Linked DNA regions of Homo sapiens: region 1 is linked to region 2. Evidence: chromatin contacts called from ENCODE Hi-C or POLR2A ChIA-PET data. All regions are on one chromosome and are shown on one strand. Each heading gives the region's core, a stretch centred on a gene start or an enhancer-like site at or near the end of the contact. The rest is flanking DNA. Distances are from core to core; before and after follow the strand shown.

Evidence for each region. Hi-C counts contacts between places; a loop is a spot of excess contacts on that map. ChIA-PET counts read pairs that join two places held with the same protein, here RNA polymerase II (POLR2A). Pooled maps may share reads with other maps.
Region 1: a pooled map shows a loop between it and region 2 (5-fold over the local background). The contact joins the promoter of HSPA2-AS1 here to the promoter of AKAP5 in region 2. A Hi-C loop is called at or near these places in 8 of 50 pooled maps. POLR2A ChIA-PET finds 5 or more read pairs at or near these places in 8 of 52 experiments (A673, CD8-positive, alpha-beta memory T cell, HEK293 and 3 more).

The regions. Positions count from the first base shown.
Region 1 is chr14:64,537,069-64,542,824 of GRCh38, reverse strand. HSPA2-AS1 (HSPA2 and ZBTB1 antisense RNA 1) reads left to right here and starts at 2,457. Exons shown (of 4, transcript NR_110550.1): 1 at 2,457-2,508. HSPA2 (heat shock protein family A (Hsp70) member 2) reads right to left here and starts at 2,084. Exons shown (of 1, transcript NM_021979.4): 1 at 1-2,084. The coding sequence starts at 1,975. The coding sequence ends at 56. RefSeq lists an enhancer at 1,940-2,049 and a silencer at 2,220-2,309.
Region 2 is chr14:64,463,513-64,469,424 of GRCh38, reverse strand. It overlaps AKAP5 (A-kinase anchoring protein 5), which reads right to left and starts at 3,926. Exons shown (of 2, transcript NM_004857.3): 1 at 3,812-3,926; 2 at 1-1,293. The coding sequence starts at 1,030. It also overlaps a transcript of ZBTB25 not described here. RefSeq lists silencers at 3,652-3,721, 3,732-4,131.

The sequences.
Region 1 (5,756 bases), core at 1,208-3,707, 75 kb before region 2:
AAAAAAAAGAGAGAGAGAGAAAGGCAAAGAGGTTTACGCTGACTTGAGTGCAAGCTTAGTCCACTTCTTCGATGGTGGGTCCCCCGGAGGCTCCTGAACCGCCGCCGCCGCTGCCGCCGCCAGGACCACCTTGGTAAAGTTTGCTGATGATGGGGTTGCAAACTCTTTCGAGCTCTTTCTGCTTGTGTTCATACTCATCTTTCTCTGCCATCTGGTTTCGGTCGAGCCAGTTGATCACCTCCTGACACTTGTCGAGGATCTTGTTTTTGTCCTGCTCGCTAATCTTGCCCCTCAGTTTCTCGTCTTCCACCGTCTGCTTGATGTTGTAGGTATAGGACTCCAGGGCGTTTTTGGCCGCGACTCGGTCGCGATTCGCCTCATCTTCCGATTTGTACCGCTCCGCCTCCTGCACCATCCGGTCAATGTCGTCCTTGCTCAGACGACCTTTGTCATTGGTGATGGTGATTTTGTTTTCCTTACCGGTGCTCTTGTCGGCGGCGGTAACGTTAAGGATGCCATTGGCGTCAATGTCGAAGGTAACCTCGATTTGGGGGACCCCGCGAGGCGCAGGGGGAATCCCGGTCAGGTCGAACTTGCCCAGCAGGTTATTGTCCTTGGTCATGGCCCGTTCGCCCTCGTATACCTGCACCAGTACGCTGCTCTGGTTGTCCGAGTAGGTGGTGAAGGTCTGCGTCTGCTTGGTGGGGATCGTGGTGTTCCTCTTGATGAGTGGGGTCATGACACCGCCAGCTGTCTCGATGCCCAGCGACAACGGGGTCACGTCGAGTAGCAGCAGGTCCTGCACATTCTCTGATTTGTCGCCGATGAGGATGGCCGCCTGCACCGCGGCGCCATAGGCCACCGCCTCGTCGGGGTTGATGCTCTTGTTCAGCTCCTTGCCGTTGAAGAAATCCTGCAGCAGCTTCTGGATCTTGGGGATACGAGTGGAGCCGCCCACCAGCACGATCTCCTGGATCTGGCCCTTGTCCAGCTTGGCGTCGCGCAGCGCCTTCTCCACCGGCTCCAGGGTCCCGCGAAAGAGGTCGGCATTGAGCTCCTCGAAGCGGGCGCGCGTGATGGACGTATAGAAGTCCACGCCCTCGTAGAGCGAGTCGATCTCGATGCTCGCCTGCGTGGACGAGCTCAGGGTGCGCTTGGCGCGCTCGCAAGCGGTGCGCAGCCGCCTCACGGCGCGCTTGTTGGGCCCAATGTCCTTCTTGTGCTTGCGCTTGAACTCCTCCGCCAGGTGGCTCACCATGCGGTTGTCGAAGTCCTCACCGCCCAGGTGGGTGTCGCCGGCCGTGGACTTCACCTCGAAGATGCCATCCTCGATGGTCAGGATGGACACGTCGAAAGTGCCACCGCCCAGGTCAAAGATGAGCACGTTCTTCTCGCCGCCCGCGCAGCCCTTCTTGTCCAGGCCGTAGGCGATGGCCGCCGCCGTGGGCTCGTTGATGATGCGCAGCACATTGAGCCCCGTGATGGTGCCTGCGTCCTTGGTGGCCTGGCGCTGCGAGTCGTTGAAATAGGCCGGGACCGTTATGACCGCGCTGTGCACCTTGCCCCCCAGGTAGGCTTCCGCGATCTCCTTCATCTTCGTGAGGACCATGGAGGATATCTCCTCTGGGAAGAAGGTCTTGGTCTCCCCCTTGTACTCTACTTGCACTTTGGGCTTGCCTCCCTCGCTCACCACCCGGAACGGCCAGTGTTTCATATCCGACTGCACTGTGGCATCCTCGAATTTCCGTCCAATCAGCCTCTTGGCGTCGAAGATGGTGTTGGTGGGGTTCATGGCCACCTGGTTCTTGGCGGCGTCGCCGATGAGGCGCTCGGTGTCCGTGAAGGCCACGTAGCTGGGGGTGGTGCGATTGCCCTGGTCGTTGGCGATGATCTCCACCTTGCCATGTTGGAAGACCCCGACGCACGAATAGGTGGTGCCCAGGTCGATGCCGATAGCCGGGCCACGGGCAGACATCCTGACTGAAAGGCGAGCGACGTTAGGACGGGAAAACCAGGGAGATGAACTCCGCGGAGTCAACTAACGGCCACCTCGAACCAAGCACCACGGGCACTACCAGCAACTCAGCTCCCCGCGCCCAGTTCCCGGTTCTTATAGCCGCCTCTGGGAACTCCCAGACCCAATCCGCTCCCGGGACCGCCCTCACAAACTCTTCCAGCTCCACCACAGGCTTGCCTAGGTCGGAGTGACTGGCCCGTGACCCAACAGATTTCAAGTTGGACGAGGGGCGGGACTCCGGCCCCCGCCAGGAGACAGAGGGGCGGCCGTTATGTAAATGAGGTTCCTCCCTGACTCTCGGCCGCCAGGCCGTGGTGCCTCGCGCGCCTCCTGCTGCTGGCTGGCGTTAGGCGCGCGCTCCCAGAGCCAGGTGTACGCGCTTTTTCGCGGTCTTTGCCCTAGCCGACGTGCATCGGATTGGCAGGGCACGCGGCCAATGAGCAGTGCGGACTGAGGCGCGGCACGGGGAGGAGGCGTGGAAGGGGATCCCGGTGAGGAGAGCCACTGGGAGAGTTCGCTCAATTCCTGAGGTTTTAAATGCAGTTCACTGCTAGGGTGCCGACTCACTGAGCACGCAGGGGCGGAGGAATTCATTCTGAGTTGGTTGCACCGAAGAAATAAAGCTCGAGCAGCTTGTTTTCCCCGGCGCCGTCCAAGGGGAGGGAATAGGGAATTGGGGTGGCTGGGGTGGGGGGTGAGGGCGGATCCCTTGGACGGGGATTAAAGAAAAGAAAAAGTCTGAACCGGCGGTCGGCCTCCTGGGATTTTATGGTGGGTGCTTCACTGCGTCTCAGTGGTTGTGAGCGCTCGATTAAAACTGCCTGGCTGGGGCCGGGCGCAGTGGCTAACGCCTGTAATCCCAGCACTTGGGAGGCCGAGGCGGCCGGATCACGACGTTAAGACATCGAGACCATCCTGGCCAACATGGTGAAAGCCCGTCTCTACTAAAGATACAAAAATTAGCTGGGCGTGGTGGCGCGTGCCTGTAGTCTCAGCTACTCGGGAGGCTGAGGCAGGAGAATCGCTTGAACCCGGGAGGTGGAGGTTGCAGTGAGCCGAGATCACGCCACTACACTCCAGCCTGGGCGACTGAGCGAGACTCCGTCTCAAAAAAAACAAAAAAAAACCCCACTGCCTGGCGGGCGGAGAGAACCTGAGCCCAGGGCGAGGCCGACCGTTTTCCCGCGCCGCGTGAGGGCGGCTGGCGGGACGGCAGACAGGGGTGTGGCGGCGACTTGTCCTCCGAGGAGCCTGCATTTAAACCCTTCCTGCCTCACTCTTCCTTTTTCCTGTTTGTCCTGCCGCTTTAAACTCTGGTTTCGCCTTCCTGTTCATTCCATTGCTTATTTTAGGTCGCAAGTGCTTTATCCACTGCTTTGAGTTTTTGACTGGAAAACCCATAATATAATCAGTCAAAACCCACACGTTGAAACACCATAAAGTCACCCAGTCTCGGTCACCCTGGCACACACGGGGTTGTGATCGTGACCTAGTCATGTTTCTGACTCCGCTCAATGGAATGGAATGATTTTCTTTGGCTGTGCTGAGGTTAATATTGGAGGCATAAACCCTCCGAGAAGGTAGATGAAAAGGAGCGCGATTCACTTCCTCCTGTTTAACAGGAATGTGAGGACAGGTCTGGAAAATACCCTGGCACCAGGTAATAATCTTTAGAAGCAGGCTCCCATATAAATGGGCTCCTGGACGGGTGTGGAGGCTCATGCCTGTAGTTTCAGCACTTTGAAAGGCCGCGGTAGGTGGATCACTTGCTGTCAGAAGTTCGAGGCCAGCCTGGCCAACATGGTGAAACCCCGTCTCTACTAAAAATACAAAAATTAGCCGGGCGTGGTGGCGCGCGCCTGTAGTCCCAGCTACTCGAGAGGCAGAGGTTGCAGTCAGTCGAGATTGCGACACTGCACTCCAGCCTGGGCGACAGAACGAGACTCCGTCTCAAAAAAATAAAATAAATGGTCTCCAGGAGGAAGCAAAGACAGCGATCACTTTACATAATATGTGTGGGGAGGCTGGGGAAGTCCTTCCATCAAGCTTGAACAGGTACCTACTACGTGGCAGTAAAAAGCCAAATGAAATGGCCTGGTCTTCAGAGGTGGAGAGTCTAATAAACAGGTAAACATAATTTGGGAGAAGCGCTGAAAGCAAAGCGCCATGGGAACACAGAGGGGCACACCCAGGCTGATGGAAAAGTGCGTTGCTGAGAGCTACCTGGAAGAGGTGGCATGCCTAATCCGGGAGCTGAAGTTCGCCAGCAAAGAGTAGGAAAGCCATTCTTTACATAGGTTGTGTATGGGCGAAGATGAGAGCAATGTTTGCTGGACTAGGATTTCTGTACAGAAGATTAGTGTCACTAGAAGGGAGGGATACAGGCAAGCAATAGGCTCTTCAGGTGGATAGGATACATCTCAGAGCTTTTTGAGCCATGGTCTTTTTCCTGAGGCTTTGGGCTGGGAGCACCGTCCTTTAAAGCAGGCTAGTGATGTGCAGCCATGTAAAAGCTGTATGAAATGGCGCTGGAGAAAAGCTTTTGTCAACCCAGAAGTTATCTGTGACCAAAAAGTAATGTTGAGAGAATTCTATAAAGTCAATGAACATTTAAGATTATTTTATCTAGTGGTGTATATCATTTCCAGTTTTTAAGAACATAATTGGTTATTAATCGGTTAATGTCATCAGTTAGTACTAATTTTAACCATAATTCCTATCCTCTTTTCCATGAATTTGAAAAAATTTTGAAAAAGGGGACGTTTTAAAGAAAATATTAGAAAGGCTGGACGCGGTGGCTCATGCCTGTAATCCCAGCACTTTGGGAGGCCGAGGCGCGTGGATCACGAGGTCAGAAGTTCAAGACCAGCCTGGCCAAGATGGTGAAACCCTGTCTCTACTAAAAATACAAAAATTAGCCGGGCCTGGTGGTGGGCGCCTGTAATCCCAGCTACTTGGGAGGCTGAGGCAGAGGATTGCTTGAATCCGGGAGGCAGAGGTTGCAGTGAGCTGAGATCACGCCACTGCACTCCAGCCTGGGCGACAGAGCAAGACTCTGTCTAAAAAAAAAAAGAAAAAGAAAAGAAAATATTAGGAAAACAAGGATAAAACCCAGACTTTTCTAATTGAAACTGTCATAAATTGTGAGTACAGATCTCTTGATTTTATTCTTGGAAATTCTTGTCTTTTGTGTAGTTTGGGGGTGGGGGGTATTTGTTTGGTTTTTTTTGAGACAGAGTCTTGTTCTGTCGCCAGGCTGGAGTGCAGTGGCTCACTGCAACCTCTGCCTCCTTGGTCCAAGAGATTGTCGTGCCTCAGCCTTCCAGATAGCTGGGTTACTTATGTGCACCAGCACGTCCATCTAATTTTTATATTTTTGGTAGAGACAGGGTTTCACCATGTTTGCCAGGCTGTTCTCGAACCCCTGACTTCAAATTGTCTGCCCATCTTGGCCTCCCAACGTGCTGGGATTACAGGCCTGAGTTTTTCTTCTCTCTTTTCTTTTCTTTCTCTTTCTTTCTTTCTTTCCTTCTTTTTCTTTCTTTCTTTCTTTTCTTTTCTTTGTTTTTTTAGAAAAGGGAATTAGTGGGCTGGAAGCAATGCATATTCTTTGTAGAACTGATGATATATGACTTAGAGATACAGTCTCAGCTACAACTGAAACAAAGAATGTGAGAAACACAAATTCTTTAAATCTCTTGCATTCAGTCAGCCCTCAACACACCTCAAGCAAACCAAG
Region 2 (5,912 bases), core at 2,677-5,176:
CTGTAATAATAATAGCAATTGGCTCCATTCTTTTGCTTTCTTCTGATTTGGATTTCTCTTCAGTGATCCCATTTTCTTTAAAATCTGATTCTTGGCTCAATTCAGTATCTTTTGGCTTAGTTTCTTCAGCTACAATCTCTGTACTTTCATAGTCTTTTCCATTTGGTGCACTTTCTAGGGTACTGTTACTGGCTTCTTCCACAATTTGTTGATCTGGAATTGCAGGTAAAGGAGGAACATCAGAAAGTACTGGCTGCTGATGGTCTGTTTCTGAAGTTTCAAGTGGGCTTGCTTGCTGGGGTTGAACATCTTGTTTTTCCTTGATCGTTTCAATTTCTTCAAGGATTAGAGTTCCCGTTTGAATAGCAGAATGCCCATTATCTAATCCAAGTTCTACTGAAATCACTTTCTCTCCAGAAGTTGTGCTATTGCTCACATTTGATTCACAGACCTCATCACCATCTTTCCGTGAGATGCCTTCACTTAGATCCTGGGTTGACTTAGCCTTTGTTGCCTGATCATTCAATGGGGTCTGTGTTTGTATATCCAAAATTTCAGCTTCTTCCTGGACTTTGATGCTGCAGTCTGAGTCTTCTATAATTTTGGAATGATTACTCCTTTTTGGCCCTCTTGGGAATTTTATGCAGGGAATCTTAAGTCTAGATTTTGCCTTTTTCTTAGAAAGATCAGCATCCTCAGCATTTATTGCAGGTTGCATTTCACCCTCCAATGGCTTTTGCTGCTTTGAAGACTCTGACCTTTTCCTGCGTGTTACAAGACGTTTGAGTGAGGCCCAGGCCCCCCGTGTGGGCTCTGGCTGATCAGAAGCTCCTGCTTCTTGTGGACACTTCCTTGCCACATCAGCAGCTTCAGAGCCAGCTTTGGGCTTCAGTGCTTTGGCTGCTTTCTTTCTTCTCTTGAAGCAAAGCATGGATGCCTTTTCCTTCTGCCTTTCAGCCCCAGGACTACCTTCTGCTGATCTCTTCTCATCCTTGTTTTCTACATGAATTTCTGAAATTGTGGTTTCCATTTTTACACTGCACTCTTATTCTCTAGAAAACTGTATTCTCTCTTCCTTAGCAGCCTTTTGTGACAAAAAGATGAGCAAAAATGTCACACTAGGTAAAATTTCTTCCAGGCATATTCATACCTTTCATCTTACTCCATACAGTTGTTTTAGGTGGTTTCTCTAGTATAGAAATGCCCAGTTTCTCTATGGCTTGTAATTTCTCTCTTTAATTTCTTGATGAAAGCCCTTCTTTGGATAAATTTTTGCTTTATTTAAAGATCAACCTGATGAGAGAAAAGAAAGTGGTATTTTATTTCACTATGAGCCTATTATTTTCTGTGGAGACTATTTCAGTGAATGTATAAGATTCTACCAGGCATATTTTCCATATAATAACTTAATGAAATGACTGGAGAATAAACATTGGGGTTTACTTTGGCCCTATTAAAGAGTTCAGTGTGATTCTATTTTGTTTTATCCTCCTTGTTGAAACTTCATTTTGGATTACCCTGCAAGTCTGATATTATCAGTTCTTTAGTTGTGTTGTCTGTGTGAATTGCTTATGACTCTAAAGTGCAAGTTAAGCAAACAACAAGAACCAAAAATGAAGTGCAGGATGAAAAGCAAGCTGATGTAATCTTTATCACACTCAATAGATAATTTTAAAGCTGCAAAGGACTTTAGAGATTATTTGAGATTACTCAAATCCAGCCAGATGACAAAACTGAACTCCAGAGGGGAGCAGTTGTCTTGTCAAAAGCCATGCAACTAGATAAGGTCATAGCCAGAGTTAGAACTAGAGACTTTGACTCTCTAGTTTTACCATTATAACATAAGGTTTCTGTTCTAAAAATGTATGTTCCATCAAGGAAGTGCTATTTTTCATACATATTCTTAGGAAAATTTAGCATTACTGTCATTTCCCACTCTTAAATTAGTTGTACAATTTTGACATTTTCATTTAAGTACTGTATCTGCTGTATCACATGTTTCCACCATAATCTGCACATAGTTGGAAGTCAGTAAGAGTAGTAATAGCTGACATTTATTGAGCAATTCTTGGGTATTAGGCAGTGCATGCACTTTTACATACATCTCTAATCCTCACCACAATATTACAAAGATGGTGGTATCACCACGTACAGATGAAGCAATTTGGCTGAGATTACGGCAGAGCTGTAACAGAGCTCAGATTAACACAAGATTGCTTGTTGCTTAAAGCTTATGTTCTGAAACTGGGCTTTAAGAGTTTCGTCAGAAAATGAATTGTTTGGGGATACTAATCTGCAGTGTTTCATTAGTAAAAAAATTAAAAAATTGATTAATGGTCATTTAACCATAAGGCACTTATCAACTCATAATTGAACCACGAGTAGACTGAGTTCTTGTCATTTGAAAACCAAGCTTTTGAAATTCTTTATATTTTATTTTTTTGGTTCAGGAACTAATTTAAAAGCCAAAAATAAGTTGGCAAACTATGCAATTGGCAAACTTAGATAATATAAAGGTGTATTGAAAATTTAATCCTTAGAATGGTATGATGGCACCAAAGAATGGAAATGGGAGGTGATTATCCAACAAAGATCCTATGAATTTTAGTGGGTGGATGCCCTAAAATAAGCAAAGGGACTCATTCTTTATATTGTTTTTATGTAAATCCTTCACTGAAGTTTCATTTGGGTAACCCATAATTTTATGAACTGTAGAAGGAACTGGAACCCTGAAAATCAGTTTATGATCTAAGTAAATATTATCTTAGGTTGGGTGTTTCATACTGTGTGCCTCTAACAGAAAGATAAAGTCATTCTAGAACAATGACGGAACTAAAATATGAACATTTGACAGTGTTTCTCCTCACAATGTTTCAGTGAGCACTAGAACCTAAGCTGATAACTGTTTAAATCTTCTCACCTCTTGTGAGTTTTCAGCACCTGAGCATTTTTGTTAAGCAGAGGCTGTATTACCACATAATAGAAATATTGAAATGAGATGTTTAGGAGTCTGTCATTGGAAACTAACCTGGATTGCGCAAAGACAATCGTTTGAGAAGCTCACTTGAATGTATCTCACATACTAGAAATAAAACGAATACCCAAACAGAAACTTAACTAACGAGGGAAAATAATGCAGTCTGTAGACAATAAAACTTTGCAGAATGTCAGACTGCAAATGATTCGCTCTTAACCAGCAAGGGTAGCTTTATCGCCTCAGGAAATCTTAAAGTCCCTGTGCTCATTTCCTGATGGAATTGCAAGTCTCATGTCACAGAAAACACCCCCTTTCCTTTTTCCCTTGAGCAGCCAGTACCCGAGGAAAGCAATGCATCTTTCCCAGCACCAGATACGGACCACGAAGCTTCCTCCTGGAGGAAGGAATCTCGAATTCTGGCTTGACGCCCCTTATGGCAGGAGACAGAGCGCAGGATAAAGTACTCAAAAAGGAAAATGCCGGGGGCGTGGAACAGATAACCCAGCTTCAGGCTGTCTGCAGAATTATAATGTAATGGCCAGAAACCCAAAATCACATTTCTCAAAGAGGGATAAAGAAGGAAAAAAGCCACCGGCAACCCATGCTTCTAAGACAAGCTGTAACGCGAAGGGGATAGGTGGGCAGACCTGATGAGGGTCGCCCTGGCCGCGGATTCCAGCGGACAAGCGACCTCCCGCGTTCTTACTCCCAGCACCTCAGAGGGCTCGGATACCCCGTATCCAGTGGGCACCTCTTGCCCACTCCGCGGTCCGCGGACCGGACATTGCCCCCGACCCTCCTCCCCCGCAGGCTCCCCGCCCTGCCTTTACTTACGTAGGGCGTCGGGGTCCTTGGCCAACACTGCTCCCGAGGTGGCGGCGCGCTCGCGGGGCCCGCCGCCCAGGCCTCCAGGGAGCCGCGGTCGCACCCGGAGCAAGGCGCCCTCTGCAGAGCCCGCCGCCGGGTGCGCCCCCTCCCCACCGCGCGGGGACAGACAGCAGGCAGCGCCAATGCGAGCGGAGCGGAGCGGGCGGGCAGGGGCGGGGCGACCGCCGGAGGCGCGGGGCGGCGCGGGCGCCGGGACCCACCTGCAGCAGCAGCCTGCCTGCCTGCCGCGGGGAAGCCCATCGTGCTCCGCCCGGGCGCCAATCTCCACTGCCAGACCACATCAGCGCCGAGGCGGGGACCGCAAGAGAGCCAGCCGGAAGGTTCGGGGGGCGGGGGAAGGCGGGGGGGACCAGGGCAATGAACCCCGCGTTTTCTGAGACGCTAAATAGTGAGGTCCGGTTTCAAATTATAGACAGTCGCATTACACATCTCCTCTCCTCCCCCTCAGAATATTTAAAGACAAGGCAGACATCGCATTTTAAAAGCAGGATTCAAAACTGTGCATAGAATAGCGAGGTCATGTTTGTTTGAAGCGAAAATTACATATATAAATGGAAACAGAAAGAAACCCGACTTTCTCAGGAGTGGCTTGAGTGTCAGATCATCGTGGTTCATCGCCAAACAGGCTTTCAAACCTTTGTCTCCCAGTGGGAAGCAGGTGGAGGTGATTGGTGCAGAACTTTGGCCTGCAGGAGCAGCTGCATCTCTATGCGGACAAGGTGAGAAAGGCACAGGAACCCAGCTCCATCCATCTTATACCTTACATAGTTCCAAAAATAAGTTGAGGTAGCTTACAAGTTACCCATGATTCCCTTCAGGACATTCCCTATGAGGGCATTCCTGGGAGCTCCAGCTGTAAAATCTAGTAGGATCCATCACAATCCCAGCCTCCTCCTCTGGCCCCCATAGCATAGCATCCAGATGAAGAACCTGGTAAGGTGAAGTGAAGAACTACTGAAAAGCAGCCGCGTTCATCTCCTTTCTTCAACAGGATCACGACCTTAGGGAGTGTAAATGTCAGGTGTCCATTTTTGTATTTTTTCCGGAAATGTTTTATATTTGTAAGATTCTGTAGTTTCCACAGAGGCTTATCAAGGAAAGAACTCTTGAGACACAAAAGCAAAGCCAAATATAAGCTGTCAAGATCTTAAAATTACAGATAAAAGAGGCAAGAGTTGTAAAACAGGAAAATCCATAAGCATCTAGTTTAGTTGTAATTAAGAATTCAGGGATGGGCGCAGTAGCTCACACCTGTAATCCCAGCACTTTGGGAGGCCAAGGCAGGAGGATGGCTTGAGTCCAAGAGTTTGAGACCAGCCTGGGCAACATAGGGAGACAAAAAAATCTAAAAAATTAGCTGGGCATGGTGGTGCACGTATGGTCCCAGTTACTCAGGAGCTCAGGAGGCTGAGAAGGGAGGATCACTTGGGCCCAGAAGGTCAAGGCTGCTGTGAGCCACTACTGCACCACTGCACGCCAGCCTGGGCAACAAAGTGAGACCCTGCCTCAAAAAAAAAAAAAAATTCAGTCAGCCTTGTTCACTCAGCAAACACGTCTATCGAAATGGTCTGCGTATCTCTCTATGGGTTGCTAGCGCTGCTTGTTGCCAGTTTTGAACTTTAAGCCAAAAGAAATCCATTATGCTTATAAGCAATTGAGAACTATTCCTTATTGAGATCCAAGGTTTCTCAAAACTAGCAGACCTGGGAGTTTGCAAGAGTTTCAGGCAAAAAATAAGATGAGCTTATTTAGGTGAAGACAGGGTAAAATAGCTGTCTTATTTTTATTTTTATTTGAGACAGGGTCTTGCTCAGGCTGGAGTGCAGTGGTACAATCCCTGGCTCAAGCAATCCTCCCACCTCAGCCTCCCATGCAGCTGGGACCACAGGTATGCGACCACATGCCCAGGTTCTTCTTCTTTTTTTTTTTTTTGTAGAGATGGCGTCTCCCTATGTTGCCCAGGCTGGTCTTGAACTCCTGAGCTCAAGTGATCCTCCTGCCTTGACCTCCTACAGTGCTAGGATTACAGGTGTGAGCCCCCATGCCT